Regions from separate parts of the Homo sapiens genome. Here region 2 is linked to region 1. The links are chromatin loops, found by intact Hi-C in ENCODE. Cell type or tissue: IMR-90. All regions are shown on one strand.

Evidence for each region. A loop is a pair of places that touch in the nucleus more often than their neighbours do. Peaks named below come from ENCODE experiments on the same cell type or tissue, not always from the same donor. Only the 100,000 strongest peaks of a DNase experiment are listed, where the experiment ranks them.
Region 2: a loop joins it to region 1, with 2.7 times the contacts of the local background. A loop is called at or near these places in 1 of 110 quality-filtered maps.

Annotation. Positions count from the first base shown.
Region 1 is chr9:16,963,212-16,965,711 of GRCh38, forward strand. No RefSeq gene overlaps it. Among named protein-coding and RNA genes, the nearest start is that of BNC2, 94 kb to the left of the region's middle. In IMR-90, no CTCF peak of the experiment used is centred here; a DNase peak (open chromatin) is centred at 1,200; H3K27ac peaks cover 1,187 bases.
Region 2 is chr9:16,898,331-16,900,830 of GRCh38, forward strand. No RefSeq gene overlaps it. Among named protein-coding and RNA genes, the nearest start is that of BNC2, 29 kb to the left of the region's middle. In IMR-90, no CTCF peak of the experiment used is centred here; a DNase peak (open chromatin) is centred at 1,471; H3K27ac peaks cover 333 bases.

The DNA of each region.
Region 1 (2,500 bases):
GCTATTGTGAGAAGTGCTGTAATGAGCATTTGTGTGCATATGACTTTATAATAGAAGGATTTATATTCCTTTGGTTATATACCAAGTAATGGGATTACTGGGTGAAATGGTATTTCTGGTTTTAGATTCTTGGGGAATCACCACACTGTCTTCCACAATGGTTGAACTAATTTACACTCCCACCAACAATGTGTAAGCATTCCTTTTTCTCCACAACCTCGCTAGCAACTGTTATGTTTTGACTTTTTAATTATAGCCATCCTGACTGGTGTAAGATGGCATCTTGTAGTTTTGATTTGCATTTCTCTAATGGTCAGTGCTATTGAGCTTTTTTCCATATGATTGTTGGCCACATGTATGTCTTCTTTTGAAAAGTGTCTGTTCATGTTCTTTGCCCACTTTTTTATGGGATTGTTTGTTTTCTTCTTGTAAATTTGTTTAAGTAAGGAGTATGTTTAATTTATATTTGTACTACTTTGCTTCTATTCAGTCAACATTTTCAGTATGAGCAAATAAAGAACAATTTCCATACTCAGGCCAGGTGAGCCTTGAAATCATGGAAACTGGCTCATTTATGCCAACATAGTAATTCCCAGTGCTTACTTACCTGGCATTGGCCTGGCATCTTTGCTTCAAGGAAGAGACTCATTTAGATTCCACCTGTTTCCCCATCCCCTTTCTATTAATCTTCTATACTTTTTCAAGTTGTCAGGAGAAATATTTTAAAAGGACCCCAGTCGGGAGGGGAGGTGTGGGCAAATTTTCATCCTCGGACTTTCTTCCAGCTGCCTCTGGTTCATTTCACTTTTCACATCGTCTGGCCTTCTTCCCTTCCTGGCCCTGCCTTGGCTTCTGCGGCTTGACTCCTGTGTTCAGCCTGGTCCTCTAATATGCGTACTCTCGTTTCGACCAGCCACCACCCATCCAATTTTCTGTCCTTCAGCTTCACAACACAGCCATGTGTAAGAGGTGCCCTTTCCACATATGCCACCATGGTCCCAAGGAGCCCATTCAGGTCTTGCTCAGCCCTCGCCTGACTCTCGCTCAAAAGAGAAAAATAAGTCCGTCAGAGCTCTGAATTCCCACTGTGAGGCCTCCACTCACTGCAAAGTAGCATTCCCACCTGATTAGTCACTTGAATTGGATTTCATGAGTAGGATGGAGGCATTGGTTTCATGTTGCACTGTAACATGGGTTACAGTGTAAGATGGGTTAACTTTATTAAACATATTGGTATGTTGTAAATATGTATGACTCCTTAGAAACCATCAGTTCGCCAAGTCATACTGAGTCATTCTTCTGGAGGAGAGCTGAGGGGTTAATTAAAAACAGCTGCATCTAGGCCGGGCACGGTGGCTCACGCCTGTAATCCCAGCACTCTGAGAGGCCGAGGCAGGCAGATCGCGAGGCCAGGAGACCGAGACCATCCTGGCTAATACGGTGAAACCCCGTCTCTACTAAAAAATACAAAAAATTAGCCGGGCGTGGTGGCGGGCGCCCGTAGTCCCAGCTAATCAGGAGGCTGAGGCAGGAGAATGGCGTGAACCCGGGAGGTGGAGCTTGCAGTGAGCCGAGATTGTGCCACCGCATTCCAGCCTGGGTGATAGAGCGAGACTCCTTCTCAAGACAAACAAACAAACAAACAAAAAACAAAAACCAAAAACCAAAACAGCTGCATCTAATCATGCACTAGCATGATATACTTCCTTCTTGGACAGCACAGGTAAGACAGAACTCACAAAACAAAAAGGAGGCCTTCCATGGAGACGGGAGTTCTCCAGAAGGAAGATGAGCTCTAGTAGAGTATGACTATCTGAGAATCAGAAAAGAATCGGACCAAGCAATTGGCCATAGTTAAGTACAAAAGTTGTCCTAATGTGGCATTAAACAAGAAGAAAATATTGAGATTAAAGACAAAAAGCATGATTAGTTATATAAAGTATGAACAGTGTGCCTTTTCTGTTTAAATTCTTTCTTTCTTTCTATGACTTGGTATTGCTTATGTTATCCACATTTTAAAGTTAATTTAAAAATAGTGTGCATTAACTGAAGTTAAAATTATGAGTTTCTTTTCTTTTTCTTTTCTCTTTTTTTTTTTTTTTTTTTGAGACAGAGTCTCACTCTGTTGCCCAGGCTGAAGTGCAGTGGTGCGATCTCGGCTCACTGCAACCTCTGCCTCCCAGGTTCAAGCGATTCTCCCACCTCAGCCTCCCGAGTAGCTGAGATTACAGGCATGCACCACCATGCCCAGCTAATTTTTTATGTTTAGTAGAGACGGGGTTTACCTATGTTGGTCAGGCTGGTCTCGAACTCCTGACCTCAGGTGATCCACCTGAGTGCTGGGATTATAGGCGTGAGCCACCGCGCCCAGCCTATTTTCTTAAACAATTTTTTTAAATTAATCTTTTATTTTATTGTGGTTAGAACATTAAATAGGAGATCTACCTTCTTAACAAATTTTAAGTGTACAATATATTATTATTGACCATAGGTATGGTGT
Region 2 (2,500 bases), 65 kb before region 1:
CTATTCAGTAATAGATACCTGGGATGGTGGTTGGCAAGCCCCTTGACGAAAGGAAATCCTCAACCACTTAAATGGATATTATCTTCATTAACTCTGACGCATGTGACAGTAACTGGAAAATATGCTTTCCTCTCTATCCAAAGTCCCTGCTGAAACCCTTATTTCTTCCATTCAGTTTTTGCATCCACTTACTGTTCATACCATTCATTTTAGCCTGCAGAGACACTAACCTGTTGCCTTACATACATTGACACTCAAATCTTTATCAGATGAATGGATGGCAAAAACCCTTCACTGGGTTCAGGAAATGTGGCTTAAAATGAAACTGATAAAAATATCAGACTCAGGGTTAGAAATCTTCAACAGTGCATTGAGTGCGTTAAATAGTGGAGCCTTACAGCAAGAGAGACTCACATTTGAAACATAAGTTACTTAATGATGCTTAGAGGAATTCACGTCTGCTTATTTTACTATAACAGGAAGATAAAATTATTCATTAAATGTCTTCTGAGAGGTTGTTGAGTATAGGGAACGTATCTTTTCTGCCCTGAGTCCCTCAGCACTGAGCATACTGCCTAGCACATAATTGGTACTCAATAAATGCCGGTTGAATTATTGAGTGACCAAAGAAAGACTCCATCGAAATGAATGCCTGGGAATAACTGAGAAATTCTTCAAATATTGTGTAGAATACAGCAATATCTCAAATTTCAGAGCTAAAATAGTTTCTGTAATGGTATAAATTTGGGAAGTATGGTCAGTATCTGAGAGAAAAAAATAAAGTAATTGTTATTTTAATTCTTATGTGGTAAAATATGTTCTTTAAAAAAGCTAGTAAATTTCCATTTTATGCTTGTGATAGAGCTTGAAGAAGAATAAAGATGAGTGATAAGAATGAGCTTTTGTTTTTTTAAACAAGTAGGCTGTTTAAAAATTAAGAGGTTTTTTTATTAGAGTGCTAGTTAAATTTTTTAAAATCTCCATTGTCTGCCCTTTTTATTTCAAGAGGAGGAATAACTAAGACCAAGAGATTTTAGCATGATTTGGGGTCATCATGTTCATCTTGAGCCCTTTTGGGGAAAACATCCACAAAATAAATTTGCAGTTCTCTGGCTTTTGACTCTTAAGCTACAAAGAAATAAAATTTAGAGACTAATATGTCTCTCAGAAAAGGTAATTTAATTATTTTCTTCTTATGCCTTTATATTTGTAAACTCTACTAGCATTATGGCATCAGTGGAACATTTTTATATGAAAACAATGGAAATGTTTCCTTATATTGACAAGTCGTTGTTCAGAATGAAAAGCAGTGTCTGTTCTCAATTTTCAAGTCTTGAAGTGTTGATAAACACAGGAATGCTTGAGCCAAGACCCATCCCTACCAGAGCCTATTTGTTTCACTGAGAGGAAACAAGATACACAAAAGGAAACATTAAAACCTTACACTACGAGTCAGCTATGAATAGAATCTAATAGTGGCTCCCTGTTGCCCTGGAAAGAGAGGTTGCCTAAACACAACCTGGGTTTAAATGCAGATTCTTCTATCCACCAGCTACATAACTTTCTCACAATTATGTGACCTCTGCAATGTGGAATCCTCCTCAGGAAAATGGCTTTAAGAACACTGGCTTCCTGAGGTTGAAATTATTAAATTTAACAAAGGAAAAGTATCTTTAAAAAAAAAAGAAGTAGCTAACACATATTGAGTGCTGTATGCTCTTGTATGATGCTGTGGACATTTCACTTACTGTTATAACATACATTTTCAGAGAAGGCATTGAGACTTAGAGAGGTTGACTATTGGTTTGAGGGCACACAGTGACCTGAGATCTGTCTGAATCCAGGACATATCTTTAACCACCACATTTTATGCCAACAGTTTCCCCTCTAGTAAGAGAAATAAGAATAACATAAATAATAATCTACCTTAAAATACAGCAAGTGCCATAAAAGAAGTCAAAAAGGGAAAATGGAAGAATGGAGAGATTATTTCCAGCTTGTGGATCTTTATGACAAAGCTCTTGATAAGAACTGAGTTTGGCCGGGTGCGCTGGCTCCCGCCTGTAATCCCAGCACTTTGGGAGGCCAAGGCAGGCGGACCACGAGGTCAGGAGATCGAGACCATCCTGGCTAACACGGTGAAACCCCGTCTCTACCAAAAATACAAAAAATTAGCCGGGCGAGGTGGCGGGCGCCTGGAGTCCCAGCTACTCGGGAGGCTGAGGCAGGAGAATGGCGCGAACCTGGGGGGCGGAGCTTGCAGTGAGCCGAGATCGCGCCACTGCACTCCAGCCCGGGCGACAGAGCGAGACTCCGTCTCAAAAAAAAGAGAAAGAAATAAAATAAAATAAAAAATAAAAGAGCTGAGTTCAAAGAAGGAAAACTGAAAGATGTGGTGGGTTTTTGGAGTCTGAAAAACGTACTTTATCTAAGTGGCAATCTGGGGAAAAGCCTACACATTGCCATTCCTAATGGCTCCTCATGACAATTTTTCATCCCT